Regions from separate parts of the Mus musculus genome. Here all the other regions are linked to region 2. Evidence: chromatin loops called from intact Hi-C (ENCODE). Cell type or tissue: gastrocnemius. All regions are shown on one strand. Region 1 overlaps Lgr4 (leucine-rich repeat-containing G protein-coupled receptor 4). Region 2 holds the start of Lgr4 (leucine-rich repeat-containing G protein-coupled receptor 4). Region 3 overlaps Lgr4 (leucine-rich repeat-containing G protein-coupled receptor 4).

The links. A loop is a pair of places that touch in the nucleus more often than their neighbours do. Peaks named below come from ENCODE experiments on the same cell type or tissue, not always from the same donor. Only the 100,000 strongest peaks of a DNase experiment are listed, where the experiment ranks them.
Region 1: a loop joins it to region 2, with 2.5 times the contacts of the local background. A loop is called at or near these places in 5 of 42 quality-filtered maps.
Region 3: it touches region 2 in a loop (2.5-fold over the local background); 8 of 42 quality-filtered maps call a loop at or near these places.

What each region holds. Positions count from the first base shown.
Region 1 is chr2:109,970,101-109,972,600 of GRCm38, reverse strand. It overlaps Lgr4 (leucine-rich repeat-containing G protein-coupled receptor 4), which reads right to left. Exons shown (of 18, transcript NM_172671.2): 2 at 1,838-1,909. Among named protein-coding and RNA genes, the nearest start is that of Ccdc34, 46 kb to the left of the region's middle. In gastrocnemius, a CTCF peak has its summit at 1,285; a DNase peak (open chromatin) is centred at 1,371; H3K27ac peaks cover 1,412 bases.
Region 2 is chr2:109,916,834-109,919,333 of GRCm38, reverse strand. It overlaps Lgr4 (leucine-rich repeat-containing G protein-coupled receptor 4), which reads right to left and starts at 1,687. Exons shown (of 18, transcript NM_172671.2): 1 at 1,029-1,687. The coding sequence starts at 1,213. In gastrocnemius, CTCF peaks have their summits at 1,108 and 1,731; DNase peaks (open chromatin) are centred at 207, 587, 1,134 and 1,731; H3K4me3 peaks cover 2,500 bases; H3K27ac peaks cover 2,500 bases.
Region 3 is chr2:109,995,468-109,997,967 of GRCm38, reverse strand. It overlaps Lgr4 (leucine-rich repeat-containing G protein-coupled receptor 4), which reads right to left. Exons shown (of 18, transcript NM_172671.2): 5 at 1,199-1,414; 6 at 304-375. Among named protein-coding and RNA genes, the nearest start is that of Ccdc34, 21 kb to the left of the region's middle. In gastrocnemius, no CTCF peak of the experiment used is centred here; a DNase peak (open chromatin) is centred at 1,334; H3K27ac peaks cover 909 bases.

The DNA of each region.
Region 1 (2,500 bases), 53 kb before region 2:
GCAGAGATTAGCCAGGTTCCCACCACAAAATCCCTAACAGTGTAACTGGTAATTGCAGGTAGATCAACAAAGGTGGTCTGCACACAGGGGTCCCCTCCAGAGTTCAGGAAGCGTCTCCATTTCCTGTCTGGTACATCATACATCCCATAGTAGCTACACAATGGCTAACCAACCACTTGCTAATGTCCTTTCATTACATAATTACTTCTGTAAAGAAATACTAATCCTGAAGTCTAAAACTAGATGTGGGAAAAAATGGAAGCAGAAAAGTACCTTAACGATTGATTATAGTGGTGAAAATAGAGATTTCAACTGCAACTATCTAAAGCAACATTACTGAAAAACAATTAATATGCATTATATAAAAGGCATAAATAAAATACATCATACCCTAAAATCCTTTCACCCAAACATAATTTTGCCTTGTGCACTTTAAAAATAAAATACCAGCTAGTATTTATATAACATTCTGAATCAAAAAACCATACTAAATATTTAAGATTTATTTTGTATGCTCCAGAATAGTACAAATGAGGAATTATTATTAACCACACCTTATAGCCAAAGGCTCCAAGAGTCTAAGTAATTCGACGCAGTTCTTAAACTTGTGACAAATAATCTCTGTCCAATTTTTTTGCTGTAGAAGCATTAGGCTCAACTAAGTAGTGTGGGAAGAAAGAAATTCTCTTCCGTTTTATTAAGTCTTTAAATAGCTATTTCAATGAGCTAGAAATACAATCTGGGCCTAACTTGACTCCTACTGTACATTGGGAAAGAGGGGCTGAGCTAGAAGAGGCAGCTTCACTGACTTGGCTCTCATATTCAACAGACAGAGACTAGGACATGATCTATAACATGAATTTAGATTCCTTCAGGCCTGTGTCTTTTTTATGCCCTTAGTATCAAACTAGAACCTTTCTACAACCACAGAATACACAATCCATGAAGTGGGGCTTATATTAACTGATTCAAATCTAATTTTACTGTTCACCAGGATTCCAAAGATAAAATTCATAGTTTTCAATTCTTTTAAAAACTAAAGGTGCCATCCAGGGCTATACAGAGAAACCCTGTCTCAAAAAAAGAAAAAAAGAAAACAAAAACCAAAGAAACAAAAACAAAAAAAAACAAAGCAAAACAAAACAAAACAAAACAAACCTAAACCTAAAGGTGTGCACTCTTTTCATTATGGACATTAAAAGCATATGGAAAGCACAACTAAAGAAAGGAAAGATGAAAAACACAAAAATTTTGTTTTCATAATGCAAGTGACAAATAGAGAAACATTCTTTAAAAAGTTGCTGTAGGGGGCATAGCAGGCTTCTGTCAGACACTCTTACCCCTCCCCCACCAAGTCCAATGTGAACCGCCAAGGGGATCGGTTATCAGCTTCCTGCTGCTGTCCAGTTACTGTCCAAGAGGTCTGTTGCTTCCCGGCCCTGAAACACCTTGTGTTATTTCTCCTGTTCTGTTACCCATACAGCAACTGCTTCGGCAACAATGGTAATTATGCAGGAGCCACGTTATCTGAAGATCGCACTGTAATTAACTTGTGTCACTGCAGCAATCATGGTTATAATAATTGCAGGGGGGAAAATGTCTTATGGAAGTAGCAGTTTTTAGTTCTGGCTTTCAAAAATAACTTTAGTAATTATACTGCTTAAAAAAACAAGTTTGTTCTCCCCAACCCCCAAGCACGGTTCCTCCGCACAAAGTCACTTGGACTAAGCTATCAGGAGGTCTCAGACAAGGATCACTAGGTTCTCTCCATAGACAGAGCTTCCAGGATGAAGGAGTAGAAAACACATTAGTGCACATTGCTCAAAGTAGTACTTACAGCTCCTCTAGAAAAGGAAAATTCTTAAATGCATCTTCTGGTAACTGAGTGATATTGTTCATACTGATATCCCTGCAAAACAAGAAGGTAGGAACATCATTAACTAAGTAGTGGTCATCAAATGGTTTAAGCCAATAGAAAACAAATTACATGCTGATATTTTGTACAGAAGTTAGAAATAAGTGAATACGGAGGACAAGGGAACAGCCCTAATCTGGTTTTAGAATCAATGCTTAGGAAAAGTTAACTCTTTCACTATGAATTATGTCCCACAATTTAGAAACACACTGCAATCCTGGAATTTCCCCCTTTTAGGTATCAGCAGGAAAAACATATTTCAATCTACCAGAAGAAGTAAGCTAGTGTTGGTTCCCAATGTCCTTGGATAGCAGGGGGCAGTCAAAGCCCTATGCATGACCAAAATAAGCAAGCACACACTCCGGGACTAGGTCAAATAGCTCTGCAGATGAAAATGGCCTCTGAATTACAATCAAGGACAATAAAAACAAGTCCTAGCTCCAGCCAACCGGGCTTTCTTTAAGAACTACAAAACGTCCTCCAGGTGAGAACTGTCAGTGGGTTTCATTTGGAGCCTGTGAACAGATGCAGGCGAGAGACAAGTGCATACATGATAGGTATGTAGTCAGCTTAGAAAGGAGGGAA
Region 2 (2,500 bases):
CAATAGGCCACACAACACGAGAAGGCTGAAAGGGCCATACAAGCTGCCCTCCGCTCAATTACCCCATTCTTTTTCTACGGGTGGCATTTGCCAACATCACCTCCAACACCTATTTCAGATTCCCCCTCTTCCCTGAGATGCTAAAGGCTCTCTGGGTCTCTGGGGAAGGAGGTGGGGAGGGTCAGAACCATCTATGCTACTCTTCCTGACCACAGGCAGCTCACACGAAAGGCTCTGCTGAAGGTACAGGCGGAAAACGGTTGCCCACCTTACAGACTGCACTGATCACATGCTCTAGAACTTTCTCTCCCAACATTCTCTACCTCAGGTCAGCATTCCTTCTTTTAAATGCCTTATTCACTAAGGATCCCCGCCCAGGGTAGGCCGAATCCTTCTCCTCCTCCCTGGGCTCTGCTCGTGGTAATGAGTCCCGAGTGGATCTGAGCTAAGGTGTCACACTGCACAGGCAGGACGGGGCCAAACTGGAAAGCGATTCCCCTTCTTAGGTACAGGTGTTTCTTCACTCCGCCTGCGGGAACCCTGGGGGTATTCAGGTGCTTCCCCATGGAACGTGCCTGGTCGGCAAACGCAGGCCAAGTTCTAGGCGCCCTCATCCGTGGCCAAAGTTTTGCCAGCCGAACAGGGGGCCGCATGGGGGAAGAGGTCACGTGAAAGGCTGCCAAGGGCAAGCGTTTCCAGCATCCTCCCTCCTGGCCCTAAATGCACTTGCGATTTGAGGTGGGGGGTGGGGGGTAGGAGGTAGTAATTGCACCCCCCCCCCCAAAAAAAAGCTGCAAAAAGAAAAAGCTCCTAGAGGTTCAGATTCAAAGTGGCTAAGTCTGGAGAGGCCAGCATACGGGAAAGGGGGCCAATCCCCCTGACCCTCCAACACACACACACACACACACACACACACAGGTGATTCGTGCACCCCCAGGGCGCTGGGGTTGGGGGCTGGGGTCGAGCCCTGGCTCCGCCCCGCAGCGCCCGCGGGTCCCTCAACCCGCAGCCCGGTCGCCCGCACTCACAGTGCTTGGGTGAAGGCGCTGAGCCCCTCCGGTACCGCCGTCAACCCCTTCCCGGAGCAGTCCACCCGACGGTCGCCGTCGCAGCTGCAGGGCGCAGCGCAGAGAGGTGGCGCCGCGCCGCTGGGCCCGGCCGAGCCGAGCAGCCCCAGGGCGAAGAAGCAGAGCAGCCGCAGCGGGCCCGGCATTGCTGCGGCCGCCGCCCGCGCCCGCCTCTCCCGCGGCTCCTCTCGCTCGACTCGCCTCCGCTGCCCTCCGCCGCACCGCGCCGCACCAGGGGCAGCCGGCCTGCGGGGCTCGGGGCCCGGGCGCCGTCCCTCGGCGGTCCGCGTGCGCTCGCTTCCTTCAGCAGTCTGCCGCCGGAGCGTTAGGACGCGGCGCTCCGCAGTTTCTCCCTTCCCGCTGCTCCATGGACGCGCACCGGCAGCCCCGCGGCTCAGGCCAGCCGACCCGGCCCAGAGCGGCTGCCCGGGCCGCGCGCTGCCATCGCCGCCGCCTCCTGTCCCGGGCCTCCTCCAGCCGCACAGCTCCTCAAGGTTGCGGAGCGCAGCCTCCAGCCATGCCGGCCAGGCGTCCCAACCCCCGCCCCAGCTCTCACAAACACCCTGGTTGTCCGCGCTCTCCCCGAGGCGGCTCCCGCTCCGCGCGTCCTTTTCCCTTCTAGGGTTGCACGCTCGCCTCGGGAGCCCCTGGCCGCCGGGTTATGCAAATCATTTAGGTACATGCAAAACTAACCCCGCTCCGGGAGCGCTATTGGTCAGGGGAGGTCTCGAGCTCATTACTATGCAGGCAGTGGAGCCATTATTGGTCAAGAGGAATGGGGCGTGTTTCTCTGGAATGAGTGACAAGGTTGTGCTGCTGCTGCTGGGGCTGGTAGTGGAGGTTCAAGTAAAAGCCCTGACTTGGCTGGATCTGCATGTCAGGTTGTGTATTGAAGGTAGACAGATCGGAAGACCAGGAGTCTGCTGTTTCCCTCCCCCACCCAGTTTTTTTCTCCCCTCCGCAGAAATTGGATCTCCTAAATTGGATGACCTGAAAAGTAAAACTCGCCTCCAGCTTTCAGACGTGTCAAATGACTCTTCGCTGTTCTTAAGGGCAAGGGCACTGAGAGCTTTGCAAACAGAGGAAAGAAATGGGGGTGGGGGTGGGGGTCGAAAAGGAGGGAGAAACATTTCTTTCTATCTGATCCAAATTTTTGAGTTCAACCGTGCACTAAATTAAAACAGCGTGACCCCTCCTGTATCTCACATCACCTCTGAGATCTTAGTACCCTTTTTCATTCACACTTGGGAGCTAAATTAGCGGTTAATCATCCATGACACCAATCAGACTTCTTTCTCCCTAAACACAAGGATGTTGAGGAGTCCAGCCAAGGAGGTGCCGGTTAACCAGCACTGGAAGAGAACATTTGAGTGCCAGCTGACTGCCCCTGAGACACCAGAAACAACTTGTGTGTTAACTATCAGCATCCCTTC
Region 3 (2,500 bases), 79 kb before region 2:
CCAAACTGTCACAAATTTAACACTATCAACACCTTGTAGAAGGTATAAATCTTTGCAGATGGAGCAGCTTTTAATACATATTTGTGGAAAGGGAGGGCTTGAAGTTCACACTTAAATATCAATTTGAATCATAATTGAAATTATTTTTCACAAGTGGGTTATTAGATGGTAAAAACTGATTTGTTAAAGTGAATTAATAATGAGCTATACTTAGCAATGACTTCTTCTCTGTATCTTCACTATGTTTAAGATTGCACTGTCCTAATCATAATATAATTATACAAAATATAAAAATGTACTTACAGGGTTTCCAGGTTATCTAGTCCATCAAAACAGTGTTGACTGAGGCTTTTAATTTTATTGTTATGAAGATGCCTATGGGGGGAAAAGGCACAAAAATGACATTCACACCTACCAAATACAAGTGTTATAGCTCCTTAATATATCTAAACTGATGTGGCTGAAAGCAATGATATAGCTAAGTATTTCCACACAACTACAGAAAGCTGGCTATTACACAGACTCGCTAAACACAGACTACCAACATTAGGGGAAATCTAATCAGATAATGGTGACACATTGAAGATTTCTTGATTTTGGTTCATATGAAATAAAATTTTAGAGTAGCTAGTTCCTTCCTTCATATAAAGCCTAGCATTGGTTGAGTTCTCTGAGGTGAGAAGGCAGCTTTATGGAGTTTCCATCACTTAGGATGGAAATAGATTCTAAAGGAAACGAGACTGCACCATGTCTCATGAAGTTTTGAAAGGTCAAAGGCATAGAAAATCAAAAATGTTTTGAGTAGAAGAGTTGGGAAAATAAAAAACATCCATGGAGGAATAACAAACATCTTATTTCTTTGAGCACTTCAAAACAGTTTCCTTTTTAATACTGAATAAACATACTTATTGTTGGGACAGAAACAGAAGTTATACAAAAGCAAGTTATAAAAAAAGTATTTGATAAATGACCCAATTATTTTAAAAATGTGGCTACTTGTTTTTAAAAAACTCAATAGCTACTACTAGATATTATTCAAGAAATCAGTATGTTTGATCTTATCAAAGGCACCTCCCCCAAATACTAATCGTCCAACAGCAGGATCATGGGGGACACTTTTGTAGTAACTTGTCACATGAAACCCATTTTGCCCTCAAAGTAACACAAATATGCAGGAGTAAAAAGGTTAAGCACGTACAGCACTACCAAGCTTGAAAGGTTGGTGAATGCGAAGTCGGGGATGCTTGAGATGTTGTTGAGAGCCAAGGTCAGCGCCTGCAGGGTTGGCAGGTTGCTGAGCGGACGCACAGGCACTTCCGTCAAGATGTTGTCATCCAGCCACAGATGCCGCAACTGAACGAGCCCTTCAAAACTGTCCTCCGGGACTGAGGTAATATGGTTGGCATCTAAGCGTCTGGGAAACAGAAACACCCACAGCGAGTAATGAGTTTTATTGGAAGGAGTCACACCAAAGAACACTGCTCCTGAGTTTCCAAACAGAAGGGACCCATAAAACTAGCCAGAGCCATAGAAGCCTATCTTTATTTAACTGTAACACAAGTCCTGAACAATAACAACAACTCTAAAATTCTTCCAAGGCCAGTACATTACAGCTCTTTCCTGGCTAACTTCATTGCAGAAAGGCACACTTAAAAGAAAACTCACAAAACTCAAGTTGGAAATTTATGTTTCAGAATATACACCAACCAGAGATACAGACGATGGGCTTAGCAATGATTATGTGTGCACACAAGTACTACAGTATCCAGTGTTACAGTATAGGTGTATTAGAGAACGAATTTAACTGCCACTCTGAGTTGATACCAAGAGTATGTTTACAATTTTTTAAAGAGCAACAAAGCCATTTCAGTAATTTGCTGGTGCCTTACCAGGTCGGCTAGAGCGTTTATCCAGGTCATTCCTGGGAAGATTCACTCCTCCAATAAATGCTACTGTGGCTTTAAAGGTTCACCTTTTTCAGAAAATTCTGCAGTTAGGCAGTACCTTATCAACAGGATTATTTATGTTTAAGTCTCTGTCTGGAAACCTGGATACTAAGTCCTAACTATTTCTTTCTGTTGCCACAACCAAGTATAATTGTATAATCACTTTTCAATACAAAGACAGCCTGGTGTTAGCAGGATGAGAAACTGTATAAGCCAGGAAATCCCAGTGTTGCTTATAATCTCTTGCTGATGGTTATCACATGCATTCCTGTCTCACAGTCTTGGACCTCTCTGTGAAAATGAGGGAAGAGAAAAAACTGATAAAAACCTAGAATGACTTTCTGTTTTCTTTAAGAATTGGTATCTGACAACTTTAAAGTTCAAAGACTTCTGGGTTTTAGAGAGATTTCTGTACTTTCTGTTTTTGGGGGTTTGTTTTGTTTTGTTTTGTTTTGTTTTGAAATCCTGCTCTAACTTCAGCCATTACTGTAACTTTAACTCCAGGAAACTGCTGGGCTCCCAGCCCACTGAATTTTCTTTCTTGGGGCAGATTA